Linked DNA regions of Mus musculus: all the other regions are linked to region 4. Evidence: chromatin contacts called from ENCODE Hi-C or POLR2A ChIA-PET data. All regions are on one chromosome and are shown on one strand. The core of a region is the stretch at or near the end of the contact, and the rest is flanking DNA. Distances in the headings are between cores, read along the strand shown.

Region 1 (4,682 bases), core at 669-3,168, 100 kb after region 4:
CCCTTGGGTCCCATTAGGAATGTAAGGAAGGTGGTTTTCCCAGGGAATTTTTAGGGCAAGGGGCCGTCCCAAATTCCCTCTTTACAGTATTTTAAGGGGTGTGCATAGGAGGTAGAAAAAGGCAGAGTGGTGACCGGCCCCTGTTGCACAGATGTGTTCATTACATCTCTACTCCCTTAGACTCATTCTTCCCTCTTCCTTGAAGGTCCCTGCCTGAATCACTCATCTCTTCCTATCTGTTGCTCACTGCCTCTGCCTCTCCGTGCCACCTGCCCTGTCTCCATGGTTACCAAGGCTTCCATCTGCATAGTTTAGGGATGAGTTTGTGTCCAGCTGGAAGGTACCAAGGAAAGTGGGGGCATCGGATGGGTATTAAGGGTTTGGAAAGCTCACCGAGGGTCTTAGAGGACTCAAATGGTGGACGCCACCAAGTACAGATACAAAAAGTCACGTTCCTGGGAAAGGAGGAGAAACAGCCGGAGGGAAATCACCCACTTTTATTAGCTATTGATGTGTGCCGAGAGATGTGCATACATACATCATCTCCAACCCTCACAACTCAATGAGGGGGGAACTATTGTCTTCCTGCAACAAATGATAATGAGGTTAAGCAAGTTCCCCCAAAGCGCTACAGCTATGTTTTTATACTATTCCAAAAACGGAGTATGTGTCATCCACATGCAACTTCCCAGTCTAGAGGCCATTTTCTCTGACCTCTGTCATATTCTTGTTGACTGACTCCTAGTTTTACATCCATCCTGAAGTATTTCCCTTTACTTCTACTCTGTAAAAAAAATGACTCTTTCTATTCTGCCCTCTTTCCTTGAAGGGGCTTGAAGGGCAGTGGAAAGTACAGAAAGAAAAAACCCACTGGGTTCCTGCCTTCTCTCCCCAATTACTGCTCTGGTCCCAAGCCCCCTTCTCTCCCTCACTTCTCAGACACCGCAACAATCCGCATTTGGGGCCTGAGCTTGGTAGCAGAGTCAAGAGTATCAAGAGTTCAAGGCCAGCCTAGACTGGGTAGCCAGACCCTGCCTTTAGAGAAAAAAAATCTTTTAAAGATTATTTATTAGTAGTGCTGGTGACTGAGGAAGAATAATAAAGAGGGTGTGTGTGGTATGTGTGTGTGTGTGTGTGTGGTGTGTGTGGTGTGTATGTGATGGCCTAAGCCAGAAGAGGGCGCGGGAGTCCGGTAGTTGGGAACCTCCTGGAGTGTTTCTCTGTGTGTGTGTGTGTGTGTGTGTGATGTGTGGTGTGTGTGTGTGTGTGTGTGTGTGTGTGTGTGTGTGTGTGATGTGTGGTGTGTGTGTGTGTGTGTGTGTGTGTGTGTGTGTGTGTGTGATGTGTGGTGTGTGTGTGTGTGATGTGTGGTGTGTGTGTGGTGTGTGTGTGGTGTGTGTGTGTGTGTGTGTGTGTGTGTGGTGTGTGTGTGTGTGTGGTGTGTGTGTGTGTGTGTGTGTGTGTGTGTGTGTGTGTGGTGTGTGTGTGTGTGTGTGTGTGTGTGGTGTGTGTGTGGTGTGTGTGTGTGTGTGTGTGTGTGTGTGTGTGTGTGTGTGTGTGTGTGATGGCCTAAGCCAGAAGAGGGCGCTGGAGTCCGGTAGTTGGGAACCTCCTGGAGTGTTTCTGGGAACTCCTGCAGGCACAGCTGTTAACAGATGAGCAGTCTGGTTTCTCTGACCCAGGGCTACATTTCCCAGCAGCGGTTCTCCTCTTCTGGCTCCGCCACGTGTCTGGATGAGCTCTGAGTAGCAGGACATCTTAGCCATCTAGTTCGGTCTGGGCATAAGAGGTGAATTCTGCAGCCCCAGGTCTCAGCGCGCCACTTCCCAAGCCTCAGTTCCGGTTAAGCTCGCTCCCTCCTCCTCCCCTCCTCGCCCGCCTCCGCTCTCGTCGATTGGCCAGGAAAACCCACCAATGGAGAGCTCGGGGAGGCGGGCCTAGAACGAGGGCTGGAAGAAGAAAAGCAAATTTCAAGTTGGCGGCTGCGTGGGCCCTGAGTGGGGGAGGGACGGCAGGTAAGGCTTCGACCTGGTGGCTCTGACCCGGTTTGGTTCGGTACTTCCCGAATTAGTCCCTCGGCGCCGACAGCGACGTAGATAACGCTTTCTGTCAGCCTGTTGGATCAGCCCCCTTCTAAATCCCTCCCCTTTTTCCCCGGGCTCTCACTGCTGTCTTGACTGTACGCCGGAGACAGCTTGCTGTCGCGCCTGGGGACAGATATTAAAGCAGGAGAGGAAGGTTCATTCTTGTAGCTCAGACTCTTCTATGGTACCAGCTTCTCCCGCACCCATTAACGTAACATTAGCCCCCTGTCAAGAGCCTGACAGATTCTTATTACCTATCAAGTCAACTGAACCGCTACCCTCTACCCACCACTTTCCTAGACCACCGTGAAGAATTTATTGATCCCCGACCTGACAAAGTCCGATTATCACTATTGGAATCTCTTTAATTTTTAAAATTACATTATTTGTGTGTGTGTGGGGGGGGTACGTACAAGCCATGGCTTACGCAAGGAGGTCAGAGGACAACTTGAGCTAGTCAGCCTGTTTCCTGGCCACTTGGCAACACGAGTATTTACCATCTCACGAGGCTGACTTTTTCCATCCCTCCCATGCTTTTATCGGCAGACTCTTGCTATGTAGCCCATACTGGCCTCCAGTTTGCATTCCCCCTGCCACAGTACCCCCGGTGTTAGGATTATATGTTCTCTTTCACTGTTTCTATTCTATGAACGGAAGGTTTGATGGGACAGATTGGGGTACTTAATACATTGTGTTCAGTAAGCGTTAATCGAGTGGAATTGATTTGTGGGAACCAGTGCTCTTGTCAAGGAGGACAAATTTAAACTCCTGATATAATTAGGGAACAATAAAAGACAACATTATATAATTAGGGGTCTTTGAACTGGTGGTTTATTGCATTAATGTTTTATAGTTATTCTCAGACCAGAGAAGGAAAACAACAAAAAGAACCAGAAGGGAGTCTTTGTGACTCACAGAGTCTGTAGACACATGTTCAAAAGACAGATATTTACTGAGAACCTACTACATAGCAGACACAGTGCTAGACAACCGGGATCACAATGAACCCTCTGATAACATCTATTCAATAAATTGTTATTTAGTATGTGGGAAAATATTTTCGAAACCAGTTCTTTCTATGCAGGGCAAACAGGCTGACCTCCAACTTATGACCCTCCTGCCTCACCCTTTCTGGGATAACAGGCTTGTACCACTGCACCCCAAATAAGCTTTTTTCTTTTAAATTGAGAAATGTGAGTCCGGTCTTACAAATGCTAAGCATTCATTCTGCCCCTGAACTACACCCCTAGCTCTGAAACAGCATCTTTAGGAAGAGAACTCACTAGCTCTTTTCAGGTCGGTCCACTCTTTCACTTTTTCCTTTGAATTTATTCAACTTAAACTTACTTATTATTAGTGGGCCTGGGTGGAGTGTGTACCATGGTGCATATGTGGAGGTCAGGCTGGCCCCAAACTCACCATGGAACCAAAGATGAATTGAAATTTCTGAATGACAGGCTTGGCCCAAGGCTTTCTGCTAAGCGAGTGTGTTGTTGCTGTTGTTGTTGTTGTGAGGGTTTGCTTATTTTCTTTAACTGGGGATTGAATTGAGGCCCTAGTGATTTGCTAAGTAGGGTTCCACCACTGAGCTATAGCACCCACTCGTCCTCTGAATTCTTGTGTGTGGGTGGGCGTTTGGTCTGCATGTGAGTCTTTGTACCACTTGTGTGCTTGAAACCCTCAGAAGGCAGAAAAGGGTGTTGGGTTCCCTGGGACGGGTTACAGACAGCTGTGAGTCCCTGTGTGGGTCCCGGGGAATCGAATCCCAAGTCCTCTGGGAGAGCAGCCAGTGCTCTGAGCCACTGAACCATTCTCCAGATTTCCCCTGCATTCTTGAAAACGAAGCATCCTTTTTACTTGTTGATTGTAGGATATACATTTATTCCACACAACTTTCAAACACATAGTAATATAAGAGTGTGCATTATTTCATAGCCCTAAGGTAATAATGATGGTAATTAGTATTTTACAACTTTAAACTTTATTGTTATTTTATGTACTTGCACACTGGTGCCACCGCATGCATGTCAGCGTCAGAGGACAGCTTTGTAAGGTTATGTCTCCCTTGCACCTTAGTTGGTTCCAGGGATGGGACTCAGGTTCTTGGACTGGCACTGACTTTATCTGCTGAGCCATCTTGCCTGCCCCTGATACTAGTATTTAGACATATGTACTCTCAGTTTATTCTGTATATATGCAAAACTTTTTGTTTTATAAGTAAATAGAGCCACACTATAAATTCAATTTTGTATCAAGAATGAAAACATTAAAAAAACAACAACAACAGATAAATATGACTTTATATTGTAGTCTCCTTCACCCCTAAACACTCCATATTATTAACCTCCTCCCTTGAAAATGGCTTGTTTGGGGGTTTTTGTTATTTGTTCTGGATGTTGTTGTTGTTGTTGGGTTTTGCTTTTTTGTTTTGTTTTTTAAAGATGCACTTATTATATTTATGTGAGCTCACTGTAGCTGTTTTTCAGACACCCGAAGAGGGCATCAGATCCCATTACAGATGGTTGTGAGCCACCATGTGGTTGCTGGGAGTTGAACTCAGGACCTCTGGAAGAGCAGTCAGTGCTCTTAACCACTGAG
Region 2 (4,465 bases), core at 908-3,407, 67 kb after region 4:
TCCTTAATTCCACAAGAAAAATCTCATTATCCCTACCCTTATCTTCTAAGACAAAGAAATGCTGAACAGTCTCCATGAGCCTTTCTAGAAACTTAGAATGCCACGCCAGACAGAAGGATCTTCACAATCATTCACAATGCCCCACTGTAGTTGTTCAGTTTCCAGAACAGTAAAGTAATAAACATAGAAAACAAAATGGAACATTTATTTTTTTCTAAAACTCAAAAGCAATGCCAAGTAGATAGGGTAAGAAATTAAATATAAACACAAGGTCCGCCCTAGCCCTGTTTATCCAAGGCAGCATAACCAAATGGACTTGTAGAGAGACCACCCAGTCGACAGAGGATTTATCAACGGCGTCTCCGGTCTGGACTCCTGCTTCGTCTTCGGCCTCCTCTAAGAAAATGAAAAAACAGAAGGGGAATATCAGAGATCTAATACTGAATCCTTATTTATCTTGCTCATGTTCCCTTTACTAAGATAAATAAATGTACAACCCCCATCCCTTCATCTTACCTCCTCTTGCCCTTTGGTGGTCCACGAACAAAACACCAGTCCACACTGATTGGCTGCCCCATCAAATCTTGACCATTTAGTCCTTCCATGGCAGCCTGAGCCTCTTTGTATGTTTCATATTCAACTAGAGTATACCCCTAGGGGAGCATATAAAAGTATCAAAGCTTAGCCAGGCGTCACACACACACTTTTAATTCCAGCATTAGAGAGGCAGAGTCCAGCCTAGTCTACAAAGTGAGCCCAGGACAGCTAGGGCTCTGTTATACAGAGAAACCCTGTCTCAAGACAAACAAACAAACAACAAAAAGTATCAGAATTTTACTTCACCAACCAAGTACTCTTTTCCTTAAACCAGAAATGCATAGTTACAAGAAAAATTTCGCAGCTATACACCACATATCCCCATTATATACACAAACATGCTCATTCTGTTTCTGTCTCTTTCATGTGGGTAACAAAATCAATTTCCAATGTCATTTCACTTCCTACCTGTGCTTGATCAACTCACAAAAACAACATAATCAATGTATCTAAGAGTTGTAAGTGAGGGAAGCAAGAAAATCTACCTTCAAGTATCCCGTGCGCCTGTCCAAATTAAGGTGAATATTTTTTATTTCCCCATATTCAGCGAATTTGTCATGGATATCTTCTTCAGTGGCTTCTTCGTGGACTCCAGTGACAAAGAGAATCCAACCTTCAACAGCTGTTGGGTAGGGAAAGTGTTGTATGAACATGTAAGCTAAAAAGCCCAGTATTCAGGAGGCAGAGGCAGGCAGATTTGTGAGTTTGAGGCCAACCTGGTCTACAAAAAGAGTTTCAGGACAGCCAGGGCTTAACAGAGAAACCCTGTATCCAAAACAACAACAACAAAAAAACCCAAAACCAAACAAACTAAAAAAGAAAAATTCTGAAAAGAACCTACAATAAGCAATTTTCTGAGACTGGTTAAACAACTCTTTACTTTGCATTTGAGTGCCAGTGCACACAGACTCCCCATAGGTCCTATTTACTTACAGCGCTGTGGTCCAGGTTCATCGCCGTCCTGCTCCACACTGTCGTAATCCTCCCGCATCCGCGCTCGGGACCCCTCTTCTAAAAGAATTCATACCAGATCACCGAAAACTGTCCTCCAAATGTGTCCCCCTCACACTCCCAAATTCGCGGGCTTCTGCCTCTTAGACCACTCTACCCTATTCCCCACACTCACCGGAGCCAAAGCCGCGGCCCTTCCGTTTCTTTGCTTTTTCTTTTAGTTTGTGGATGCTTTCTAGAGTTCCAGGTGAGAAAATAAGAAGCAACAAAAATAAGAGTCATTTGAAAAAAAAAACAAAAAAAACCTGTCGCGTTTCCTAGACTATCTGGAAGCTTCGACACAGACTCCAGCTTCAGTCCCTTCCCAGTTCCGCCCCTAATTCCTTTCCCAAGGGGGAGGAGTCTATCTTTTCAGACCCAGTTCGTGGGGTGACGTCCCAGGAAAATTTCTACTGCATTCCCCTCTCGCACCTTCCCCTCTTCCCGCAGTCGCCTCCACTCTCCTCACCGTCCCCATCCTCATCCATGGCGAAATCTTCGCCCCCCGCCTCGTGAAGATCCAGCACGTCCGCCATCTTGCTTCTCTCGGCGCTTTCTGAGTCTCTAGAAGCTAAGCACCTCGGGAAGCTGTCGCAGAAGAAAAACGTCACGAGTTAGGCTGACCAATTAAAGGTTGCCTCCAAGTCCCGCCCTCGGCGCGGTGAAAATTCGCCAATGTAGGCGGCCCCACTATGAAGCGCTAGAAACGTCCAGCACTCTGGGACCCCGATGGAGCTCTGCGAGTATGAGGCCGTAGGCTACATGGTTTGTGATTGTGTTTTGTTTTCTTTTCTTTTGAGGCAGGGTCTCTCTATATAGCCCTAGCTGGGCTCGAAGTTACAGATATCCAACTATATTCCCCTTCCACATGCTGCTGGGATTAAAAGCCTGTGCTACCACGCCGGGCTCCAAGGCTACAGAATGAGACCCTTTCTCAAAAACATAAAAAGTAAAATAAAGTGGTTTCGGAAGTTCTACAGCCAAGTTGATCAGGTAGATTGAAGGTCCGGAGCGCAGCCGCGTTGGGGCAAATTTAAAGGGTGAGTGAAGTCAGTGACTTTCTCATAAAACTTTCAACTAGCAAGAAATCCTTTGATACATATCTACATATATGGGTTTATTGAAATGACTTACGGGCTGCAGTCCAGCTAATTGGAGAATAACTAGATGTGTCCAGAAAGTCGAAGAATCTAGTATTTGCTTAGTTCCACAAGGCTGGATGTCTCAGCTGGTCTAGAATCCAGAAAAAGTAGGCTCCAGTGCCGGTGAAGAAACGGACTTATGAGCAAGGCAAAGTGCAAAAGTTTCCTTCATCCATGTTTTTATATAGGCTTCAGCAAAAGGTGTGGCCCAGGTTAAAGGTGTGCCTGCCCGCTTTAATCCCAGCACTTGGGAGGCAGAGGCAGGCAGCTTTCTGAGTTCGAGGTCAGCCTGGTCTACAGAGTGAGTTCCAGGACAGCCAGGGCTACACAGAGAAACCCTGTCTCCAAAAACAAAAACAAAACAAACAAACAAAAGATTAAAGAAAAGCCTGTGTCTTCCTGCCTCTAGATGTAGCTCAGAGGTGTTCTTTCCTACCTAAAGTCTGGACTAGAAGTGGATCTACCCACTCCACCAAACAGAAAATCACAGGTGTGCCCCTCATTTCTGGATTTGTAGTTCATTCCAGAGAGAGTAAGCCTGACAACTGAGAAGAACCATCTCAGGTGTTTTTGTTTTTGTTTTTTTTCTTTTCAATACAGGGTTTCTCTGTGTAGCTCTGGGTGTCCTGGAACTCACTCTGTATTTCGAGGCTGTCCTCGATCTCAGAAATCCGCCTGTCTCTGCCTCCCAAGTGCTGGGATTAAAGGCATGTGCCACCACTTCCCCGCTCAGGTGGTTTTTTTTGTTTGTTTATTTTTTATTTATTTGAGTACACTGTAGCTGTCTTCAGACACATTAGAAGAGGGCATCAGATCCCATTACAGATGGTTGTAAACCACTATGTGGTTGCTGGGATTTGAACTCAGGACCTCCAGAAGAGCAGTCCGTGCGCTTAACCACTGAGCCATCTCTCCAACCCAGTTTGGTTTTTTTTTGTTGTTGTTTTTTTTTTTTTGGGGGGGGGAATTCTGGTTTTTTTTTTTTTTTAAGATTTATTTATTTATCTATTATATGTAAGTACACTGTAGCTGTCTTCAGACACACCAGAAGAGGGCATCAGATGTCATTACAGATGGTTGTGAGCCACGATGTGGTTGCTGGGATTTGAATTCAGTACCTCTGGAAGAGCAGTTAGTGCTCTTAACAGCTGAGCCATCTCTTCAGCTCCTGTTTTGCTTTTAAAGAGTTGTCTTGGTCATGGTGTCTGTTCACAGCAGTAAAACTCTAACTAAGACAGAAGTTGGTACCAGAAACTGGGGTAATAGCCTGACCATGTTTTTGGAAGATTGTGGATTTGGGGACTTTCGGTTTGAAAAGCCATGGAATGTTTTAAGTGGGGCTTAATGAGCCATGTTAGTAGGACTATGAAAGACTTTGTTGCTGTTATTTGAACTGTGCAGACCTGGCCCAAGAGGTTTCAGTGGAGAAGAACTTAAGTATGTGGCCTTGTCTCTGGTAATTCAATGCTGCCACCTGGCCCTTGTTACCTCGGGATCCAATTAAACCCATTGCATTTAATTCATCTAATTGAGCAACAGCATCTCCACCCCTAAGGTCTGGCACGAGAAAAAGGACAAGAACAAAACTCTTCAAATGTGCTGGTGCCCCTCTCACCAGTTTGGGTCTTACAGGATTCCTGAAGGGCCTGTTTTCTGGGCCTTCCCATTGTGGAGGATTAAGCTTTACACAATGTATCCACTCTAGTACTGCAATTTCCTTGAGCCTTAAAATCCCT
Region 3 (4,421 bases), core at 125-2,624, 120 kb after region 4:
GCGGTGTTATCTTCCAGGAAGTAAGGAGGGTGGGGAGGAAGGGAGTGATTTAGGGACACTCAGCTCTAAGAGAGGCTTCCTCGCCCACACAGCGCTCCCTTGGGTGAGGTCACTTCCCTGGCCTCTGATTGGCTTCTAAGGAAGGCTTCCTCGAGCTGATTGGTTGCATGCACTTGCCATGCCACAGCCACGAGTAAGTTGCGTGTCCAGTATAGAAACAGAGTAAGGAGACCTGCAGAGACATCTGCCGTGCTACCACGGGAGGCCCCACTGAGCATTTCATAGTCTAAGGATGGACTGTGTGAGAAGCGTCCAATAAGCTTCCCAATCGCTTTTAGACAGGCCGACCGAATTTCCTACAGCATCGTGGGTTAGAGAACCGAAATCCAAGGTCAGGTATTTCTGACCCCATTGTACAGGGCAAAGAGGGGCTTAGACTCCATGGAGGAGAAGCGCCTTCAAGGCCTCGTTTAAATGTGGTAGCAAGTGTTGGGATAGAAGCCCAGCCAAGAAAGCAGAGCCGGGAACAGGAATAGAAGCGAACATTCCAGAGTTATTGAGCAATTTGTGGTGATTGATGTGTTTCCTTTTCTAGCTCTCCGAGGTGAGGGAAGGGCGGGGCCAGGAGACTTGTCCCTGGGGTTTCCCACAGTTCTACAGCCAGCGACTGTAGCTAGGGAGGAAACAGCCGAAAACAAAGATCCTGAACGGTTTGGTTCTGTTTTGTTTACCTGTTGTCTTTTCCTACGTTGTCCCGTGCACACACAGTGGAGGGGAGACACCATCCTAACCCTCATTACTTAAGTCCAGGTCTATGTTGAGAGACACTGCCACAGGCTAGCCCACCTGATGCTCCTCTTTTTTTTTTTTTTTTTTTTTTAACATTTCATTTATTTGGCCAAGGGTGTACAAAATGGCGTGTGTGGGGAGCCCAGAGGACAGCCTGCTGGAGTCAGTACTCTCCTGCTGCCATATGGGTCTGGGGGCTCACATGCAAGGCTTGGAGGCAAGCACCGAATGAGCCAACTCACATCCCTGGGAACTTGGTGGTGGGACCAAAGATCCCGAACTAAAGGTGGTAAAGGAGGGCAGGACACTAGTCCCCACCCATCTTTCCACAGTTCCGTCCCTTCACGTTGCCTTTCCCCTGGCGCAGGAGAAAGGAGGACAAAGGTTGGAATGACCACTTGGGATCAGTCATGCTACCTCAAAGACAAAGTGTCATAAATATCAAGTCATTCTTGGACTCTGCCCTGCCTGGACTCCTGCCTTCCCTGGCAGGTGACCTTGTTGGACAAAGCCAGTGACACGAGACACAGCAGCTTCCCCAAATTCCTAATTGGTTCCAGGCAATAGCTAAACCATGTCCACTGACCTTTCCCCAACTTCCCACAAGCACTCCCAAACAGGCAGAGGCTGGAGCCTGGGTCCAGCAGACAGGGTCAAAGCCGCTCTTCCTGGAGAGGCAGGCAGCACAGCAGTTGAGGCCTGGCCTACTAATTTACATAGACCTAGTCAGTGTTTGCCACCCAGGTACATAATACCCATTAGGAACAGTTCTTATTGTCTAAATTGCTCCAATGCCTGGACTGCAGACTAGATTTTACAGCAGGAAAACCTAACCCATGTTCCACACCTACCCTCCCAGGCCTCACCTCCTTAGGTAGGACCCGTGAAATGGGGAGTCGGTGAACAGGTGCAAGGACTCATGTGGTTTAAGAGAGGACCAAATAGAGATCTGGATGCAGCAAATTTAGGTTGAGAGTGGAGAACAAAGAAAACTGAAGGCCAGAAGGCAGGTGGATGGAGCGATTAGGCACCGCGGTTTGGTAAGGGAAAGGTAGTTGGTTTCTGCAACTTACTTTTATGGTTGTTTGAACTTTGAAAGTAAAGAAGGGTGTGGGCTGGTAGAGAATAAAGCAGGGTGTGAACTGGGGGTGTAGCTCAGTAGTCAGAGCACTTGCCCAGCATACACAAAGTCCTAGACTTTATCCCTAACACTACAGAACTGAGCATAAAAGCGTATGCCTCTAACCCTTGGTTCTATGGAAAATTTGAGTCCAAGCTGGGGCACAGGAGACACTGTCTCAATGGAAATAAAAGAAAAAGAAGCTGGGCATGAAGTGGGTCTACAGAGTGAGTTCCAGGACAGCCAGGGCTATACAGAGAAACCCTGTCTTGAAAAACCAAAAAAAAAAAAAAAAAAAAAAAAAAAAAAAAAAAAGAAAGAAAGAAAGAAAAAAGAAATGAAGAAGCTAAGTCAAGGGGAACAATTGTCATCTCAGATAGGCAAAATATCACCCCAGGGCTTTGGTGTCTTTACTCCATAGTCTTGTACCCTTGGAATGTTGTGTCATGACCCCCCCATGCCTCAGTCTCATGTCTGGTACACGAATCTGATACATGAGCTGTCTCCTGAGACCCCCTACTCCACAGTAGGGTTGGTGTAGACTCACTTGTAAAGGTACAAATGGAACCGGGACTCCAGACGTTTGCTTGGTCCAACAAGGTCACCTGCCAGTAAAAGCAGGAGTCCAGGCAGGGCAGAGTTCACATCTGACTTGATTTGTATGACATTTTGTCTTTGAGACAGCACAACTGATCCCCAGTGGTCACTCCAACCTTTGTCCTACAAATGGCGGGACATGCCCGTTTGGCCAAGCTGTCATTCGATCTCCTTGATCTTCTCACCTTATTTTCGGCCAGGCAAGCTAAAGATACCTCAGGCACATCGCCAGTTGTTTCCAAGAACCTTTGCAGCCAGGGTAGCTGGGGACCAGCAACTCCCACAACTAGTAAGAAAGCAGGAAAACCTTATAACCGAGAGTTCAAGGTTACGACCTGCGAGTCCGGAGTCACATCAAGGACACCACAGAGATTTCAGACCAAAGAAGCGGCTGCAGATACAGGTCCTTCCTATCTGTCCTTAAACACGTCTGGCCAGAGGTGAGGAGATAAATGAGCTCGACAGGAATAGTTCTGTTATGTAATCTGACCCAGGCTAGTGTGACCTTTTCTCCATTGACTTTTCCCCTACTGAGACTCACATTCCCCCCAAGGAAATCACAAACATAGAAATTTGAAATCCCGACGCAGAATTCTAGTTTCGAGTATTATCAGCAAAAATGGTTCGCCTAATCCTTAGGATGTAATGTGTCTCTTCTGTCTGCTGCCTAGCTATAGCTACCCCAGTGGGAGTTAGCAGGCACGCACTGACCTCACCCCAGACCAGAGGGGTGAAGGTTTTCCATGATCATAGAGTCTGGGCTATTTTCTATTCAAACCGCCTCATGTCCCAGGACTATCAGCTATGGGCTGTGCTTCCTACAGCTCAGACCCCCCCCCCCCCCCCGCCCCAGTGGACACAGCCCTATGCTTCTCCCTCTCTGGATTTATGGTAAAGAGGGAGAAACATCCAAATTCACCCTGTCCCCAGCACCCTGCGGTACCAGTGCCTGCCAGGAGGATTAAACCCATGTGTGTGTTTGGCTTTGTTCATTCCCAACAGGGTCTTGGGGAGCCCAGGCTGGCCTTAAACTTGATCATGTAACACTTAAACTCCTAATCCTTCTGCCTCCATCTCCCAAGTGCTGCGATTCCGGGCACACACCACTACTTCCGGTTTGCTTTTGTTTTTATTTTATTTAAGACAGGGAATTCATTGTGGATTGCAGGCTAATCTCAGACATGTAATAATCTGTCTGCCTCAGCTTTCAAAGTGCTCGGATTGCCAGGCACAGTGGCTCATGCCTTTAATCCCAGTACTTGGGAGACAGAGGCAGGTGGATCTCTGAGTGAGTTAGAGGCCAGTCTGGTCTACAGAGTAGATTCCAGGACCACTAGAGCTACATAGTGAGAGCCTTTGTTGGAAAAACAAACAAACCAATCAACAAAAACAACCACCAACCCCTCCCCTCCCCCCCAAAAAAAAACCCAAATAAAACCAAATTAAAGTGCTATAATTATAGGTGTGTACCACCACACTTGGTTTATTCCTATCTTGATGTGAGTTTTTCCGTTTGTCCGTGTGCATATGTGTGCTCATGCATGTCTATAAGTATAAAGGACAGAAAGCAGCCTAAAGTGCTATTCCTTGTGTATGGTCTACCTTGTATGCATTTGAAGTAGGATGGCTGGACATTGATCTCAGCAACCCGCCTGTGTCCATGTCCCCAGTCCTAGGATTGCAGGGACTTCATAGGTCCTCAAACTTGCACACAGCAAGCACCTTGCTGACTGAGCCACCTCCCCAGCAAGCACCTTGCTGACTGAGCCACCTCCAAATCTTCTTTACGATTTTTTTTTTTTTTTTGGTTTTTCGAGACAGGGTTTCTCTGTGTAGCCCTGGCTGTCCTGGAACTCACTCTGTAGGCCAGGCTGGCCTCGAACTCAGAAATCCGCCTGCCTCTGCCTCCCGAGTG
Region 4 (4,563 bases), core at 398-2,897:
CGCACGCCTTTAATCCCAGCACTCGGAAGGCAGAGGTAGGCGGATTTCTGGGTTCCAGGCTAGCCTGGTCTACAAAGTGAGTTCCAGGACAGCCAAGGCTACACAGAGAAACCCTGTCTCGAAAAAAACAAAAAAACAAAAAAAAACAAAAACAAAAAAAAAGTTAAGTTTATTAGGAAGCTGTCCTAAGGGAATCGCCATAGGGTGGAGGAAAGGGGGGGGGAACGCACAAAATGTCTGGATTATATAGGGAAGAACCTTGGGGGAAGGGCAGCCCAGCCCCTGGGCTGGAAAGTTTAGGGTTGAGGCCTTAGAATGCCAGGTAGGGACTGAGGGATGCTGGGAGAACCTGGAGGCCAGGGCTGCTTTGAGATGTAAAATATGCACCTCAGCCCCCTTGTCCTGGGGTCTGAAACCAAACAGTCCAGAACTACCATCTTCCTTCTTTCTCTCATACATGGTATATTCATAGATAGCCACCAGGGTGGGAACCAAGGCAAACTTCTCAACAGAGACCCCAAGAGAATGAGAATGGGGTCTGTGAACCAAAGCACAGAAGTCAGCTCTTAAACGTGGATGGCCCAATGGCTAGAACTCAGGCTTACTCGGGACAAGGATGGGGCGAAGCCAGAAGATGGGGGAATGAAGGTCTAAGGTTCTGTAGGATATCTTCTGGTGTGGTTCCTTGGAGACTGTGTTGTGGTGGGGCAAGATCTCTCTCCTTCTAGGGCTCCCTTCTGTGAATGTCTAGAAGACCTAGTCACGGGTGGACCATTAGCTCTCCCAAGTTCTTTTCCTCCTGGTCTCCTTTTCAGGAATGTGATGAAAACCTTGTCCTTCTCTCTACCTTTCCATCCTTGGCTCCTCCTACTTGTTTTTATTTCTCCACTGGCTCAATAACTTTTTTTCTATCCAGTGGTTCACACTTCTCTACCTCTCCAACCACAGGACCTCATTAGGACAGTTCCTTACTCTAAGCCTCCAGGATGCTCCTGCCTCATCTCTTAAGGTACGCTCCTGTACAGCCCCGCCCCCTTACGTCTCAGCCCCCCTATCGGTACTGCCCAAGGCTCGGATGCCCACAGCAGCCCCAAGCCTAAGCTTCAGGTCCCCGGGAGCTTGATAACATCTGGTCCTCGGGTCCCATCCCTACGGCTCCCCCTCACTGTCACACCTCTTGGCCTGATGGACTCACCCCTACGCCTCTAGAGGAGCTTTCCCTCGCCCGCCTGTACCCTGCAACTACCTACTACTAAAAGCGGCTACGGCCCCGCGTCCCCGCCCCTTGTGCCTCGGCCCTCCGGGGCGACAATTCCCCCCTCCGCCCCACCCCTGCATCTGCCCTGCGGCCCCGCCCCCGGGGCGCCACCGCAGCCCCTTTTCGCGGCCGCTGCCCGCGCATCCCTGTAGCCAGTCCCTGCCACGTCGCCCGCACCCACCCCATCCCGCTGCGCCCAGCCTGGTCGCCTCCCCGCCTCAGCGGGCAGCCGAGCGAGTCCTGCTGGGGCTGGGGGAGGGGGCCGGTACCTTTAACTCGCCCAGCTCCGCCATCTTGAGACATCGCAGGCGCCCCAGCCCGAGCCGGAGCTCAGGCCCAGGGACCGGCGCAAACTCTCCGCCCCAGCGCCGGCCGCAAAGGCCGCCTGCTCCGCCCCGTCCGGCCCCCTACACCTCCCCTTCCCGGCCCCGCCCGCCGGGCTCCGGACCGCCGCCGGCCTCGCCCCTTCTCCTGCAGCCGGATGGCCGGGGCAAGTCTCCCGGCGGCGGGAGACACGGTGGCCCCGCAGGGAGTGTGCAGCCCGGGGATCTCGGGGCCCTGCGGGTAACGACGAGAAGGCGGACCCGAAGGGATGGGCTTTTAGGCAGCCAAGGATACTTGAAAGATGGAGGGAAAGTATCCGGAACTGCCGGAGCTCCGAGGGATGGGGGAGGGGCGGCGAAGTTGGAGCCCCTGTCCCCCGGAGATCTCCGCCGCAAGTTTAGTTAGCGAAATCCCAGAGTCCCGCCAACTCTGAAAGTGATGCTCTCCTGTCCTTTTTGGGGGAAGTTGGGGACTTGCGAACTGTTGGAGACGGCTGTTCCGAATTCTTCACCTCCCCCGAACACAGCAATTACAAGCTTAGGTCCTGCTAGCGCCATACGACTCAAGGCTTGACAGGCAACAAAGTTGGGTGCGGAAAGCAGGACTTACCCGCAGAGTTGCGGGGGTGAGCCCCGGTGCAGAAAGGGCTCGCGCAGCTCCGGCAGTCTGCTGCACGGCTGGAGTTCAGTCGGGCAGCTGGACGCTGCAGCCGCAGCACCGCCCGGGCCTGAGCTCCGCCCGGCCAAGCGTTGCTGCTGGGGCCGCCCCCTCCAGGGTAAGCCCGCCAGGACCTCGGAGAGGGGAGAGGGGCGGAGCCCAGGAGCCGGGCGGGAGTTATTAACTCCTCTGAGCGCTGAGGAGAGAAGAGATTCTGGGCATTCAAAGTTTGAGTAGTCCTTTGATCCCTTGCGGGAGGGAGTGTAGAGCCTGGACTGGGCTGGACTGGGACTATGTGCATTGGGACTCTGGTTGTTTAGAAAGGTTATAGGATGAGATCTCCATCTATCTGGGGGAAAACCTGGGCTACAAATGGAAAATAAGCAGCCCAATCCCTACAGATAACCCTCTATCTCCCAACCTCCAAATATGCTTTCAGTAACTAGGGATCCCACAGTTGGTGAACACAAGGAGATACAGGTACAGAAGACACACTTCTGCCCCTCTTTAAAGTGCCTACTTCCTCCTCCAAAGCTTTGGACCCTCCAAAGGGCCCTGTTTCAACCAAGTTGGTCACTTAACCTGACGATTTGAGTAGTTCATTTCTTTGTTTGTTTGTTTGTTTGTTTGTTTTTCGAGACAGGGTTTCTCTGTGTAGCCCTGGCTGTCCTGGAACTCACTCTGTAGACCAGGCTGGTCTCGAACTCAGAAATCCACCTATCTCTGCCTCCCGAGTGCTGGGATTAAAGGCATGAGCCACCACTGCCTGGCTGAGTAGTTCATTTCTATATCTATAAAGATAGCTACTTTAAGGCACTGTTCCTTATACTAGTTATCGTAAAAACTCCACATTTTATAGTTGTTTGGGGCCTCAGGGATAATGTCATTTGTCCAGTAAATATTTGTAAAGGGGGGAGGTAAATATTAAAGTGGCAATCAGGGATTGCTAGGTGCTGAGGGCTTAAAACCATTCGAAAGCTCAGTCTGGCATCAGAGGCAAGTTGTACAACAAACATGCAAAATAATAAAAAGCTCTAGTAAATACTAGGAATAATCTCATTTAGTTTAAGCCTTCAGTGTAATCCTTTCCATGAGCCCCAACCTAAGCTGCAGGCCATAAAGTGCTAACAATATTTCTAGTGCCTGTTAATTATACTTGACTACTTCCTGGTTTTGTTCCTAGGGAAATAACCACCCTCTCCTAACACTGGGGATTGGGGAAGGGAGTTGTTGCTTGCTGTTTGAAATGATGGGCCCCTCAAGCTAAATTTAGGCTTAAGTACTTGGCCCTAAATCTCATCTGCAGCTCCCCGCATGCTAATCAGGCCCTGGTACTTGTCTGTTCTGGGGATAGAACCTCAGACTTTGTGCACTGGGATGTTGGCACAGCCAGCTGAGCTCATTGCCAACCATATTGTTTTGTTTCTTCTTACACTTGATATTGTTTTTGCCCCAGACATTTTTGTGACTCCAGACCAGTAAATGGGCATATCAAGATAAGTATATGGGGGCTGGAGAGATGGCTTGGTGGTTAAGAGCACCGAGCTCTTTCAGAGGTCCTGAGTTCAAGTCCCAGCAACCACATTGTGTGACTGGTGACTCACAACTATCTGTACTGGGATCTGATTCCCTTCTCTGGCTCGCAGGTTTAGATGCAGATAGAGCATTCATATACATAAAATAAATAAATCTTTTAAAAAATAAGCATATAAGTCAGGTATTTACTGACTATAAACCATAAAGATTTTTCTAATTCTTTGGTATACATATAACTTCATCATGCATTAAAGATGAAAGCAGTCATGTGTGGTGGAACACACCATCCATAAAATGCCAATTTTTTTGATGAAACTCAAAAACTCAAAAGAGCAATTTTTTTAAAAAGCCAAACTTTCTAACAATGCAATCCAAACATACATTAATTTGATGACACATTCTAGGGAGTTATGATAGGAAAGTATTTAAAATACTTATTTTCCATAAGTAAGCTATTATATCTTTATAAGAATAGAAACTTTTTATGGACAGTTTTAAAAAACCCATTGTCATTCATAAACAGTAGTCTTGAGTCTGAACTAGGATGTTTCAGACAGTGTTCGTTGGCACTACCTGTCATGATGGCGTGTTCAGTACAAAGTGCTTCCAATACTGGAAATCTGAGTATATCAATTAAACCTCAACAAAGCTATAAAAATGTACTACAGAAAACCAGCCTCTTCTTAATTCTTAGTAATTTAATGAAAGAGAATCTCCTTAAAATAATCAATTTGAAAGTTGGACATAGAGGGAGAAGAATCTGTGGTCAGGGTGCAAAATAAATAAAT

What was found. A loop is a pair of places that touch in the nucleus more often than their neighbours do. ChIA-PET counts read pairs that join two places held with the same protein, here RNA polymerase II (POLR2A).
Region 1: POLR2A ChIA-PET joins it to region 4 with 32 read pairs in Patski. The contact joins the promoter of Polr3gl here to the promoter of Pias3 in region 4. POLR2A ChIA-PET finds 5 or more read pairs at or near these places in 4 of 5 experiments (Patski and embryonic stem cell).
Region 2: POLR2A ChIA-PET joins it to region 4 with 27 read pairs in Patski. The contact joins the promoter of Rbm8a here to the promoter of Pias3 in region 4. A Hi-C loop is called at or near these places in 2 of 37 maps with a recorded cell type or tissue (both heart). POLR2A ChIA-PET finds 5 or more read pairs at or near these places in 4 of 5 experiments (Patski and embryonic stem cell).
Region 3: POLR2A ChIA-PET joins it to region 4 with 28 read pairs in Patski. The contact joins the enhancer-like site here to the promoter of Pias3 in region 4. POLR2A ChIA-PET finds 5 or more read pairs at or near these places in 4 of 5 experiments (Patski and embryonic stem cell).

Annotation. Positions count from the first base shown.
Region 1 is chr3:96,591,417-96,596,098 of GRCm38, reverse strand. Polr3gl (polymerase (RNA) III (DNA directed) polypeptide G like) reads left to right here and starts at 1,918. Exons shown (of 8, transcript NM_027241.4): 1 at 1,918-2,015. It also overlaps a transcript of Ankrd34a not described here.
Region 2 is chr3:96,627,620-96,632,084 of GRCm38, reverse strand. It overlaps Rbm8a (RNA binding motif protein 8a), which reads right to left and starts at 2,157. Exons shown (of 6, transcript NM_001102407.1): 1 at 2,057-2,157; 2 at 1,724-1,783; 3 at 1,531-1,608; 4 at 1,083-1,219; 5 at 517-653; 6 at 1-396. The coding sequence starts at 2,123. The coding sequence ends at 351. It also overlaps the pseudogene 6330549D23Rik.
Region 3 is chr3:96,572,609-96,577,029 of GRCm38, reverse strand. No RefSeq gene overlaps it. Among named protein-coding and RNA genes, the nearest start is that of Gm15441, 8.0 kb to the right of the region's middle. Within about 2 kb of position 1,374, at least 1 of the 3 ENCODE cell types and tissues checked has a DNase peak (open chromatin) inside an H3K27ac peak, as active enhancers do.
Region 4 is chr3:96,694,160-96,698,722 of GRCm38, reverse strand. Pias3 (protein inhibitor of activated STAT 3) reads right to left here and starts at 1,647. Exons shown (of 14, transcript NM_001165949.1): 1 at 1,528-1,647. The coding sequence starts at 1,551.